Linked DNA regions of Homo sapiens: region 2 is linked to region 1. The links are chromatin loops, found by intact Hi-C in ENCODE. Cell type or tissue: IMR-90. All regions are shown on one strand. Each heading gives the region's core, and the rest is flanking DNA. Links, peaks and the distances in the headings are about the cores only.

The links. A loop is a pair of places that touch in the nucleus more often than their neighbours do. Peaks named below come from ENCODE experiments on the same cell type or tissue, not always from the same donor. Only the 100,000 strongest peaks of a DNase experiment are listed, where the experiment ranks them.
Region 2: it touches region 1 in a loop (2.9-fold over the local background); 1 of 110 quality-filtered maps calls a loop at or near these places.

What each region holds. Positions count from the first base shown.
Region 1 is chr13:107,370,872-107,378,202 of GRCh38, forward strand. All of the region lies in intron 1 of NALF1 (NALCN channel auxiliary factor 1), which reads right to left. Among named protein-coding and RNA genes, the nearest start is that of SNORD31B, 54 kb to the left of the region's middle. In IMR-90, for the core only: a CTCF peak has its summit at 2,814 (motif pointing right); DNase peaks (open chromatin) are centred at 2,900 and 3,360; H3K27ac peaks cover 757 bases.
Region 2 is chr13:107,739,157-107,746,487 of GRCh38, forward strand. All of the region lies in intron 1 of NALF1 (NALCN channel auxiliary factor 1), which reads right to left. Among named protein-coding and RNA genes, the nearest start is that of NALF1-IT1, 93 kb to the right of the region's middle. In IMR-90, for the core only: a CTCF peak has its summit at 3,676; DNase peaks (open chromatin) are centred at 4,165 and 5,035; H3K4me3 peaks cover 556 bases; H3K27ac peaks cover 706 bases.

The sequences.
Region 1 (7,331 bases), core at 1,196-5,195:
GGTGGGGGAAGCCCCTTATAAAATGATCAGATCTCCTGAGAACTTGCTCATTCTCAAGAGGACATCATAGAGGTAACTGCTCCCATGGTTTAATTACCTTCCACCGCATCCCTCCCACAATGCATGAGGATTATGGGAACTACAATTCAAGATGAGATTTGGGTGGGGACACCGCCAAACCATATCAATAGTAAACTTGGAATTCAGAGATACACATTTCAGTCCTATTATCTGGGCCAGAATTTCAACCGTGAACCTAGGAGAAAGTTCTGAAATAAGAGTTTTGAGATATTGGCCAGGCACAGTGGCTCATGCTTATAATCCCAGCACTTTGGAAAGCCAAGGAGAGAGAATCGCTTGAGCACAAGAGTTTGGGACCAATACAGACAACACAGGGAAACCCTGTCTCTACAAAAAATTGAAAAATTAGCCAGGCATGATGGTGCATGCCTGTAGTCCCAGCTACTCGGGAGACGGAGGTAGAAGGATCGCTTGAGCCCAGGAAGTGGAGGCTGCAGTGACTGTGACTGCAACACTGCACTTCAGCCTATGTAAGAGAGTGAGACCCTGTCTAAAAAATAAAAATAAAATAAATAAATAAATAAATAGTTTCAAGATATCATCACAGTGAAAACCCCAAATATAAAACAGCAAAGGTGGTACTTCATTAGACTAAACTTTTTCTTAAGAGTCTCCTTAAACCTTTTGTTATGATAAAGTCAACTAACCACAACAAAGAGACTCTTTCAACAAAGATGTCTTTTTTAAAATTAGTCAATTAGTAGTTATCATTGAGGTTGCTATTTTACACAGGTCTTAGCATCTAACTTATTTTCTGGTGGTTGTACAGACCTTGAGAAGTCGAGATCAAAAAGATTAGTAATTAACCTCCCAAAATCAGCTATTCTTTATTCAGGTAGAAATGGCAAAAGTTAAACTTGCAGCATCAGTCAAGGGAAAAGTCATAACTGATGTGTTAACATTTTATTACAGTTTTAGAAATGTCTAAACATATCTTTTGAAATAAAAATTTAATCAAGCTTTTCCAGACTTCCCCATCCCAGAATCGTATATACATTGACAATAAGAGAGTAAGAAGGCTGCTCAGATCTCTCCCACCCCGAAGAGGCCGTGATTCTGTGTATTTATTCTTTGAGCTGAATAGGGCACTGTTTTGTGAACTCCTGCCTTGGAGCGCAGCAAGATGCAGAGAGGTCTCCTCATAGCCTGCACAGCCGCAGAACAGGAAAGGTGTTGAAGGAAAAAAAATCATTACGAGATGAACTAAAGTCCCTGTTTCTTTCGTCTTTCAGACTCACACAATTTCTTCCAATATTCATGTTTAAACAATGTACATGGAATTCAAAAAACATTAAAATTTCTTTTGGATCAAGTCCTTCTGACAATACTGTGATGTCTGTGATTTCTATTTTAGATACCCTTCAGGGTAAGATATGCCATGCCTCTATTGCAACAATTAAAACTTCTATGGGACAAATGACATGCCAGCCATGAATATTGCAGGCACAGAGAAATATAAATTATAATTTGCGTATAACCACATCATTTTACTCTCATAGTCCACAACTATTCACAGTATGCCTATTCATTGAAAGGCACTATACTCATTTGCAAATTAAGTTCTGCCCTCTAGGCATTTGAAATATAGCAGAGAATAAATATTTAATGAAATTTCAACAACAAAATAAATAGTATAGTATCATAAAAGATAGTCATACAAACTTGATTTCAAACAATAGCTCTTAGAGATGGAGTAAATCAATGAAGATCTTCAATTAGATAAGATAATAGAAAACATTTGGTGATAGATCAATGCTTTAAAAATGTGTTCTACAGAATACCTACCAATCTGTTATCAAACATGCTTGAAAAGTTGCAATAATGTATCATCATGAAGGTTTAGATATCAAAGGTCCCAAGAAACTCTTAAGAAAATCTTTAAACACTCATTTAGCTCAGCATTTCCCAAATACATGTAACTATTAATCTAACTCTCTTTTTCCTAGTAATACCAATTACTGGGATAGCAAATACAACTGAATCGGACCCTAAATTTTCTACTGCTAGCATCTGTTAATGAGGTCATTTAATCTCTCTGAACCTTTCTTTCTCTATCTGTAAACTGGGGATGATAATAATACAGGCTCTGATCCCTTTGGGATTAGTTCATGTAATTATGTGAGTTACATAATCATGACATGAGCAATTATGCATCATATAAGGTATACAGAGCATCTAACAGAGAACAAGGTTCTTACTAGCACCTCACTAAATGTTGGGTCCCTGTTCTCTCTTCCTTTCATTCTTCATTAAGGAAGAATAGACCTAACAGGAACGTCATATTTTAAAGATCACAAATGAAAAGTAGATGTGAGACTAGCACCAGGTTCTCTTGATAACCAGCTCAAAATTCTCTGGAGATCGAAGATTTTGAATACCAGATGTTGAGACCTGGAGAAGGAGAGTAGACCCAAGAAAGGTGAAAGACCTAACATGGAATGGATCAGAGTAAATGAACTGACTGAGTTTCCAGTGTTTTAGTGTCTCAGTGACTTAACATTTCAGTGAGAGCTGGGATTCCGATCCCAGTCCCTGGGATCACTTTGCCTTGCTCTGTCCCTCCTACAGCAGATGCAAGGTGGAGCCCAAAAGGGGCCACAGCCAATGGGTCCAGCTGTATTCCTAAACAGACTGAATAAAAAGGGCTCTACACATTTCCAGGGCTACTCCATCTGATTGCAAAAGATACTCAGCACTCACGCCTTTCTAAGCATCAACCTGGTCTCTGAAATAGCCACAAGAGGGCAACACTATCATCTCTTTCTTTTTCTTTTCTTTCTTTCCTTTTTGTTTTCGTTTTTTTTGGGACCATGAGATTTAGTCTGACTCACCACACAAAAAGCACATGTTTCAATGTATAAAGGCCAAATAAATCTGGCCGAGCATGGGAGAAGGTCAAGATTACTCATCAAAAGAATCTACCTTCTTTAGAGCAAGTTACATTCATTGAAAAAATTATGAGACTGCCCATGGTGATCAATAGTTTTAACATACTTAATATCCCTTAAAATGGAACATAGTTTTTCCTATTGCCAAAGCAAAAATAAAAACATTTGGGACGTTTTCTTTGTAATGAAAATTATTGATTTATTAAAATATTCACTTCTCTGAATTTTCCAATGATTCCTTCATTAGCATGTTTTCCATGTTATTTTATAATTATAAAGGATGCATATTGTAACATCCATCAGTGTCGTTTTCTCTGTCTACTTTCCTACGCAAGTACTTCTCTGCTGTAGTCAACCTGGACCAGTCACCATCCCACAAACACATCATTCTCCCCAGCATAGCTTGCTTACATCATCCCTCTAAGGTATGTGAGGAAATTCTGTCTAAAACATTCACCATCAGGAGCAGGGAACTATTTTCAGAGAAGAATTTATCTGCTCTCATTCAGCACATGACTTCAGTGGACCCTTTTTATTGGGTTAACTTCCCATCCAATAGGAGATCAATAAGTAGATCCTCTATCAAATTCTAAAATATAATTTATTTCTCAATGTTTCAGATTTTATATTACAAGCTAAGCTGTATAAAATAACTTATTATTGATATTAAGCAGCTTTCCCTTGAAAAGACACATTTTATAATCAACATGGTATTGCTCACAGATATTCTGAATGAGACGCTAAGACTTACCCTTGTCTTTTGGACCTAGAGGCTGAGGCTGTGCCGTAGTTTCACTAGCAATACCACGATGATTATAATCCCCAGAGCAACAGTGTTGGGAGGCGGGTTGTAATGGCAGGTGTTTAGGTCATGAGGCCAGAGTCCTCATGAATGGATTAATGTCATTATCATGGAAGTGGGTTTGTTATGAAGGTGAGTTTGGGCCCCTCTTGAACTCTCTCACTCTCTCTCCCATGTTATGCTTTCCACCATGTTAAGATGCAGCAAGAAGGCTCTGACCAGATGTGGGTTTCTCAGTCGTGGACTTCCTTGCCTCCAGAGCTGTAAGTCAAATAAATTTCTGCTCATTATAAATTACCCAGTCTGTGCTATTCTCTTAGAGCAGCACAAAACAGACTAAGAGAGTATCCTCCACTGGTTTAAAAAATTAACCTTAATATAGCTTCTAACTGTATAAACTGCTCAATTATATTTTCCCTAGTTTTATAGAAAAAGAAGTATTACATAAATTCAGTTGCATTAATTTGAATAGGATAAGTATAACACATTTAAAATTTTAGCAACTATTATCCAAAGAATAAAAATAAGTAAAAGCAAATAAATGTCTTCGGCTGTGATACCATGTGTGTATGTGCATATGTATTATGTGTTTAGCTTTCAAGTATGTGGTTTCAAAATCAACAATTCTTTCCTGCCTAATCATATTCAATAAACATATGAAAGCTTCATTTGACATTTTCTATTTGAACACTAATGAAGACAAATTGAAAGCTATTTTAATATTTTTTCATGTTCTCGAAGAGACTCTGGAAAATACTTGGTCACATTCTACAGAAATATTTTTTATAAAAAATGTATATTAAACAAGCAAAGTCATTCCAGAAAGTATCTATCATGTAAATAATTAGGAAATGTCTCATTTTTGTGCTTTGCTCAATTTCAGTTATGATTAACTGCTGCTCCGTGTAATAATATATTGCATATTTTCCATCAATTGAAAAAAAAATGGAATAATAGGTATATAAGGAAATTGACTTAAGCTTTGATTTTGAATTATCAGTTTAATTTCTAATAATATGAGAATGCTATAAAGAAAAGAGCCAATAGAACAAAAAAGTAACTCTAAGTTTGAAGAAAGTATCAACACAGGATATTATCCTCTCATCCTGATAAACTATCACAGTAAAAAGAAAAGAATGTTCTAGAGAGGATTCAGAGAGAATTTACCCAACCTGGGTAGGGAGTAGTATTGGGAAACAAGGAAATAAATGTGAAAGCCAGCCTCCAAAGTGACCTGATGCCCCCTCCCGATAGTCATGTTCTTATAAAGCAACCTGCTATACACACACACACACACACACATACACACACACACAGAATGATGAATGGGGCCACCAATGGGATACTACAGAATGGTGTTTTGAGACTCTGAGGCTAGATCATGAAGAATTTTGTGGCTTTATTCTTGCTCTCTCTGAATTGCTCATTTGGAAGCCAGACCTCATCATTTGGACAATCAAGCAGCCCTTGGAGAGGCCCAGATGGGAAGGAAATAAGGCCTCCTGCCAACAACATCAGAACTTTGCGCGCCCTTTCCTGCCATCCAACCCCACAGCTCCAATCAACCCTTCAAGTGACTGCAGTCCAACATCTTGCCCTAATCAGGCCCCTGACCAGAATCATCTAGTTAAACTGTTGTTTTAAGGCACTAAGTTTTGGGGTAATTTGTTGTGAAGCGATAGATAGGTGTGTGGGATTAAGAAGAATTTACACGTTTCCTCCTCCACATTCTTCAACTGTTTTTTAGGCAATTAGCATGTATTCATGGGCAGCAAACTTGCCTATGTTGCTTCCCCCTGGACTCCCACCCTTGGAGCAAGCTCTGGTACATAATTGGCTCTCAACAAATGCTGAATAAACTCAATGAGTAACTGCTTTCAATTAAAATTATGCCACAGGCCACCTAGGAAAATGGCCAGAAGACTCTCTGCAAATGTAATCTGCCACCATCTCTCCCCAGGGAGTTGCTGAAGACTAATGTAACAGAGTCCACGAATTATGTCCAGTATTTCCAAAGTAACTTAGGTCTGATCTGCAATGAATTGAGCTATAAATTCATCAAGTGTTTCAACAACATAAAAAAGAGTCCATTTACTAATGATAAGGCTGTAACCCACACATATCCTAGTGAAAAGAAGGATAAACATTTAGCTACTTTATCTTATATGTTTTAGACAAAAACGGAGAGAATTGCACAGCCCAGAAGACTGACTACACTGCAAATTTGTGCACTGACCTCAGCCAGGCCCAGGAAACTGTCCAACAATTGTTCTGTGATTCTTCTGTCAACTCGCTCCTGTTCAGCACAATGATGGCTGTAAAACTGCCTTCATTCTCTGGCCGCATTTAATGCCAACCGATTTCTCTGTCCCTTCCCTCCCAGCAGATTATGTTACCTTGCCTCCTATTGTGTAGAGTAGACAAAAACCACCAGAAAGCAGCTCACACCTCCTGCAGCTAAGTCTACACATCATCTGCTCCCACCCCACCCCCAGTGAAGAAGCAGCCATTGTCTGGTGCCATGTCCACTCACCACCCTTCTCCTTAGGACCCGGTGCTGATCAAAAATGAGGGTTGGTGTGTTCATCTGCTCTAAAATGTGTTCTTTCTTTTGAGGAAAGAGGTGGGACTGGGAAGGCGTGGAGTTGCAGAGCTAGAGAAGAAGGATCTGGAGGCAGCTCTGTGTCTAGCACTTGGGTGAGGCTCAGCAGATGGGTTTCCTGCTGTTTCTACACTAGTCACTCAAGCAAGGACCTGCGTTAAAGCAGGAGGATCATGGAGAATCTAAAAGAATGCATTTTGCATTTTGCATCTTCCCTTGGCAAGGGCCTTATCAGGAGGTCATAGAAATAAAGTATCTTGGTAGGCACAGTGGCTCACACCTGTAATCCCAGTACTCTGGGAGGATCACTTGAGCCCAAGAGTTCGAAACCAGCCTAGGCAACATAAGGAAATACTGTCTCTATGAAAAAATAAAAATAAAAAATAATAATAGTAATGAAAGGAATCTAAGATGTTCACAGAGATAAGAAAGGAAGAGGTCAAAGGGACTGGAGAATGCCAGGGCCTTCTCCCTGATTCATGTCCCTGGGTCCTGCCCTGATTCTCAAGCTGTTTTTCAAAGTTACATGGAAATGCACAGAATAGAGATAGGCATCTATTTATTTTTAAAATGATCTAGCAGTTTGTACTACATTTTTTAATAATAAAGGTTTGGATGAGCTCTAAATTATTTCTGACTTTAAATATGAATGAGAAATGAAACCAGCCATTGTTCACAAAGTATGCATGTTATTATAATATTCCTCTCTCAAAGCATCCTTTGTTTTCCTCCCAGTTCTCTCCCTTTGAGCTCTTATCAGATATGATTTCTTTGCTAAAATGCCATCTCATCCTACTTTCTGCTTTTCCTTTGTGGCCCCCTCAGATTTTAAACAAAGTTAGAACTTAAAATGTAACAGGCAATAGATCCTGGGCTTGCTGTGAGCCCGAGTTGCCTGAAAGCTCAGAGTTACAATAGTCTTTATTTTACATTCTGTATGATGCTAGAGAGAATGATG
Region 2 (7,331 bases), core at 1,238-5,237, 370 kb after region 1:
CAGGCGGTCAGGGGTAAGGGGAGAGAGAGCATCGAGACAAATATCTAAGGTATGCGGGGCTTAAAACCTAGATGATGGTTGATAGGTGCAGCAAACCACCATGGCACATGTATACCTGTGTAACAAACCCGCACGTCCTGCACATGCATCCCACAACTTAAAGCAAAATAAAAATATATATATTTTTCATATTTTCATATATAATATATAAATATATAATTAAGATAAAATATTACATATTACATATGTATAAATTCATATATAACATATAAAATATATAATATTATATATTATATACATGTGTATATAAAATCTGGCTGCGGAGTTTTTGATCTATACATTGAACAAATTGTCTCACCTACTGATATTGACCCTCACTGATTCATCAGGAAAATATAGTAACAAATACATACACAATGACTAATGCCATGGACAAATACACGGACTAATGCCATCCCGAACATACAAAGTATAATAGCAATTTATTAAGACCTCAAGAAACTGAACTCTATAGTGGAGGAATCCCCAACCCCAGGTCCATTAGGAACGGGGCCACACAGCAGCAGGTGAGCAGTGGGTGAGCGAGCGGAACTTCATCTGTATTTCCAGCTGCTTCCCAGTGCTCACATTACCGCCTGAGCTCTGCATCCTGTCGCATCGGTGGCAGCATCAGATGCACATAGAAGCGCAAACCCTATTGTAAACTGCACATGTGAGGGATCTAGGTTGTGTGCTACTTATGAGAATCTAATGCCTGATGATCTATCACTGTCTTCCATGCCCCCAAGATGGGACCATCTAGTTACAAGAAAACAAGCTCAGGGCTTGCACTGATTCTACATTATGGTGAGATCCATATTATGGTGTAATAATAATAGAAATAAAGTGCACAATAAGTGTAATCCACTTGAATCATCCTGAAACCATCCCTCTCCCCCAGTCTGTGGAAAAATTGTCCACAAAACCGGTCCCTGGTGCCAAAAGGTTGGAAATTGCTGCACTGAAATCAGTATAACTCAATATATACATTGCACAATTTATATCTGAGAAATATTTTTATTTATCTCAAGTAAAATTATATTTATATGAATATATAGAAAACTAGGCATTTTCCAATTGGAAATGACAAATGCAGAATGGGGCCACCTTATTACAAACAGAAACAAAACCATAGAAGATGTAATAGAATCAGAAGAGATACAGTCTGTGAGGCATCTGTTGGTAATATTATATCTGTCCTCTTTATCTTTGGAGATTAGAAGATAAAAATTGCAAATTATTATTTTTGCTTTGGGGGATTTAGTATGGAAATACTTAAAATCAACTAAATATAATTTACACTGAATTTCTTGAAATTACATAGCATCTATTATTAGATTATTCATCACAATCTTTCAGACTCACAGGCAAAGGATAATAAAATAAACACATGTAACAGAAAACTAAAAGTGTTTACCTATTAATTTCAAACATTTTTCCATAAATCAAATTATTAGTAAGCTAGGACACTTCTAGATATTACTGAATGTGCTCACTTTGTTTCTGTGATCATTTTATAAATGGGCATCATTTTCCATGCTTCACTGGCTCAAGAACAGTTTGCCAAATTGGTGGACTACTTTGCCAATCCTTGCTAGCTTTTTTAGAGATCAGAAAATGAAAACCCTGCTGGAATCTCCATTGGAAGGAATAAAATATATGCTTTGGAATATGTACAAGAGAAGGATAAGCTATTTCTTTTGGTTAAAGGAGGAGAGAAATGAAGGCAGTAAAGAACAACTGTAAATATCATTAAATTCAACAGCTAGGGGGCAGTGATCATGATGTTTATTCATTCATGTATTCATTTATTCAATACACATCACTGTGGTCCTACTACATACCAGGAATCACATTGATTCTCTTGTTTGGTATCAGTAGCGTTTTGTGAATTATAATACAACAAAATAAAATCAGCATTAAGACAACTAATTTGTGAAAATATGTCTGGGCTCATCCACAGCACATTTGACATAAAATTCTGAGACCTATTATTTACATTTCATTCTGGTGCTAATTGGATTCTGGAATTCCACTAACTATGGAGACCTTCTCTCAGTGTTGTTTCCCCAAATAGCAATGTAGCAAAAAGTATTTTCCTACCCTAATTCAGCTTCCCCTAGGATAAATGTTTGCCAAAGAAAACAATGATCAATGAAACAATCAATTTATTGTTAATTTACATATTGTCTTGTGGATAAAGTGAAGATATATAAAGGATAAATGCTTTCATTATTAATAAGAAATGCCTACTGAGTACTTACCTTAACCCATTCACTATCGTATGTAGGAGCAATCAGGTGAGAAAGCTTGAATGATGACAGGTATTTAACACTGAGAAAATGATGGTACTATAAACGGGAAGAGAAATATCTTGCAATAATACAAGGGAACTTTTAGCACTTCTAAGTTCATTTCTGAAACACTGCATTTAGAAATTGGTATACTGTCTAGTTGGAATTGACAGGTGTAGGACCAACACACAACTCAGGAGCCAGGTCCAGGAGTCAGCTCCAGGACCCAGATGGTACAATTAAGAGTGACTGAATGAGAAACTGGCTGAGATAATTTGGCTCATGAGGACCTCTGAAGGAGAGAACTTAAAGCCAAAAGTAACCCAAGACCTGAAAATGGGTTATTCTCTAGTTTATCAATGAACAAGGAAAAACAGAGCAAGTTTCCAGAAAGACATGGACGTGGATAGCTATGACCACAAGCTTGAGGTAAGGAACAGTTCTCAAACTCATCCCTACAGAACTTTGGTCTTATGTGGCTAATAATAACAATAACAATCATACATTAAAAATTAAGTTGATACCATCAATATCCATTACATATGTTTACAATGTGATTTCTTTAAGTAATGGTGCACCATGTTCTCAGGAAACAGCACGAGAAGTGGATGGGAAGTCAGTCTCCCCTCATTCAGCGGGATCCAGTGCCTTAGCCTTTGGAAAATGTGTGGGTCACATGGCCAGCTCCTGCAATCGCCTTGTCCTTTGATGGATCACTACCACCCCGGCTATTCATGTGCTGCCTCTTTCTTATTCTAGAGGTCTCATCTAAAACATCATTTCCTGTAGACCAACCAACCTACCTACAGTGAACATCTCTCTGTTCAAGTTTGTTATGGTTTGGCTGTGTCCCCACTCACATGTCATCTTGAATTGTAGTTCCCATAATCCCCATGTGTCCTGGGAAGGACCCAGGAGGGGATAATTGAATCATGGGGGCGGTTACTCCCATGTTGTTCTAGTAATCCTGAGTGAGTTCTCACAAGATCTGATTGCTTTATAAGGGGCTTTCCCCCCTTTACTCAGCACTTTACCTTCCTGCCGCCATGAGAAGCATGGGTTTACTTCCCCTTCCACCATGATTGTAAGTTTCCTGAGGCTTACCCATCCCTACAGAAATGTGAGTCAATTAAACCTCTTTACTTTATAAATTACCCAGTCTCAGATATGTCTTTATTAGCAGTGTGAGAATGGACTAACATAAGGTTATTCCCCTGGTTATTTCCTTCAATGATTGCAGATCTTTTCTCACTAGAGTGTGGTAAGCTCTATGTGAGCAGATGCCAAGTCCATTTTGCTCATGGGTTATACTCACAACCCCCAGCAGAGGGTCTGGCACCCAACAACCACCAGTGTTAAATGAACAAATAAATGAATAAATGACACCATGCTAAGAATTGTGGATGCTACGGAGAATGTAGAGATAAATCCTCAAGTCTTTGGCCTGGAGGAGTATGGCAGTGGTATCCCACACCAATTTCCTCAGCACACAGATTTCTCAAGCACACCAAGTGGCTCTCTGCCTGAGCATGTTTGGTGACTGCTGGACATGCTCAGTCTGTGCTGGCTAGGCTGGGAGGCCTGGGAGTACTTTGACAGGGAGTGCCCCTCAAATAGTACCAGAGGGAATTTAGCATGTCGATATCCCAACTTCTTCCCTAGCTGGGAGGCTAGGAGGTCTTACAGAGATTCCCAAAGAGATTGAGTCTCAAGTTTTCAGAGCATTAACTTGCCCCTTAACACACATCCTTTCCTTCCCTATCTCCTTCCTTTCCTGCAGTTTTGTATAAGTGTGTAAGTGATTCGTAAGATCAGTTCCCAAACACAAACCATGTTTCAGTCTCAACTTTCAGATGAATCAGCCTGTGACAAGAAACTTACTTTCTGGTAAGAAACGGCATGCTTATATTGCTCCAGCATAATGTTAAAGGTAATAAGGGCCATAGCAGAGAATACTGTTGAAGGTAATAAAGGGAATAAGAATGAAAGCACAAAGCAAGGGCTGTGGAAACTCAAGAGAAGAACTGTACCTACAAGAATCCGTTAGAGATGATATTTAAAGAAAAACAGAAACATGCATTATATACACAACACCTTCCCGAGTCAGTTGCTACAGTTTACACCTCACTTGGGTTAAGCTGAGAGAGAAGATTTGAAGATAGCCACGAAGCAATTCCTAACAGGAGGATATTCCTCACAGAGTAAACAGTATAGCAGATTTGTATACAGAACACAGTGAGTGCTTCTGTTTGCCTATGCGGTATGCCTTGCAAAAAGGATTAGTAAGAGGATAGGTTATACAGGAACTGTGAAGCTAGACACAGGGTAAGCTGTATGTCCAACCAGGAATTGAGATTATTTTGTATAGGCAATAGGGAGTCTTAATGATTTCTTTAAAGGTAAACAGCATCATCAGAAAGTGCTTTAGAAAAAAATGATCCTTTAGTTATGCAAAATAGATTAGAATTGGGAAAGGGGGTTGTGAAATCCTTGTAGAAGACTAGCCCAGTAGTCCAGGTAACAAATAATAACACCCAGACAGACTTAAGAGTACAGCAGTCTGGATGAAAAAGAAAAGACAGAGGTATATATTAGATTCAGCCTGGCTGACTGTGAGGCAAGAAAGAGACTATAAAAATCCAGCACAGAAAGTACAGCAGACAGAGAGACCTTTGAGTCAGACAGACTTGGGCTTAATCCAGTGTGAGATCTTGCAAGCTGTTTAAGCCCTCTGAGACGCAAGAATTTTCATTTGCAAGAAAGGGAAGAAGACATAGCCCACAGGCTTGTGATGCTTCAAACAGATAATGCATTTAAAGTCCAGCAGATTGCCTCGAGAATTTTAAGTGTACAAATAATCGATGGTGGTTACTGTCATTGTTGTTAAAGGACAAATAAGTAAGCGAAGTGTTTTAAAAAAAAATGATATCCCCAAGCCCGAAACTTAGCCAAAGGTATTAATATATTAAAATAAAGAATTGACCAATTGGAAGATGTATGCAGTTTCTCAGCCTGGAATTAACCATTATAGAAAGAGGACAAAAGACAGATAGGTGCAGCCCTATAGTGGAGTCCAGCACCTGAATCTATAGAAATCATGTGATTTACGCTCCTTCCTCTTCTTTGACATGACCTCAAAACAACCTTGAATTATATAATTTGATTTCCCAAGAAGGTCTGTCTACAAGGACACAAGATGCTGGCCATGCCAGCTTAAGAAATGTGCTTTCTATGAAAGTGATATTTTTATTGAAACATAAAAAATTCTTACTTTAAATTTATACAGGTTTTTTTGGCATGGTATAACATAATTAAACTCTCAACAGTAAGACAAATTCAAGTGTCTAAGAGTGAAAGCCTTAACATGAAACTCTAGGTTAAAAAGAATTAACCAAAAATATCTGTTTATTTATATATTTCATTCATCTCACCGTGACTGTCACACAGTGGACTTTGAGAGTCCTGAACGTACGACTCTACCACACAGGTTTTTCATTCTACTGCACTGATATTCACAACCAGTATCAACACGAAAGTTAGAACTATTGTCAATTTGAATAAAAGGTCCTTAGCAAACATGATCGAATAGATATTCCAGTCCACGGTGAGGAAGGTCTGTAGCACTAATACCTAGAGGGTACATAAACAAATTTTTAACTGCAACTAAAACTTAAACAAAATAGAAACAAAATAACCCAGATATTTTTATTGTTTTAAATAACTTTTGAAGCACCTGTAGAAAGTGACACAGAAGAAGAATGAAGGTTGACCCTATTACAGAAGAAAAGCACTGGATCAAGAGTTAAGAACCAAGAAGGGGGACTGGTCTCTTGTGTTTCCTGCACTAGCCTTGTGATATTAGTCAAATTATAGACACCCCCTAGCTGAGTTTCAAAAAATGTTCTTAAGATTGTTGGATTAAATGATTACAAATGTCTTTAGCAGTTCTAGTATGTTGCCTGAAACTGCTGTTATTCCTTAGCCAACACAAATTTGATTCCATCACTCACTCTTTTTTATTTCATAATGGGGTTTACACAGATAAATAATAAAAAATAAAACATTTACAGTGACCTACGTTTATTTTTCTGTTGTAAACACTCAAATCAAGGAGTAGTTCTGCTTGCACATGGTACCAATATTTATTTATTTATTGTTTATTACTGCCAGCAAGGCAGAGCAATACCATAGATCCAGGGTGATATGGTTTGGCTGTGCCCCCACCCAAATGTCATGTTGAACTGTAGCTCCCATAATCCCCGCATGTTGTGGAAGGGACCTTCTTGGGACCTCATCATGCTGTTCTCACAATAGTGAGTGAGTTCTCATGAGATCTGATGGTCTTATAAGGGGCTTTTCCCCCTTTGCTCAACAATTGTAATACAACAAAACAAAATCAGCATTAAGACAACTCATTTGTGACAATATGTCTGGGTTCATCAAGAGCACATTTGACATAAAATTCTGAGACCTATTATTTACATTTCATTCTGCTGCCTATTGGATTCTGGAATTCCACTAACTATGGAGACTTCCTCGGAGTGTTGTTTCTCCAAATAGCAAAAAGTATCTTCTACCCTAATTCAGCTTCCCCTGGGAGAAATATTTGCCAAAGCAAGCAATGATCAATGAAACAACCAATTTATTGTTAATTTATGTATTGTTTTGTGGATAAAGTGAAGATATAAAAATATCTTCTGTCACCTTGTGAAGAAGGACACGTTGGCTTCCTCTTCCACCATGATTGTAAGTTTCCTGAGGCCTCCCCAGCCATGTAGAACTGTGTGTCAATTAAACCTCTTTATAAATTACCTAGTCTCAAGTATTTCTTCATAGCAGCGTGAGAATAAATTAATACACAGGGTTTAACCCAAGGTGCTTAATAAATATCGATAACTGAATCTATATATATATTGTGTTGGAGAAAAATAAAATCAGGTTTCTTTTCAATACATTGTGGAAAACATTCCATTGCCAAACGTGATTTTTCACTGTTTA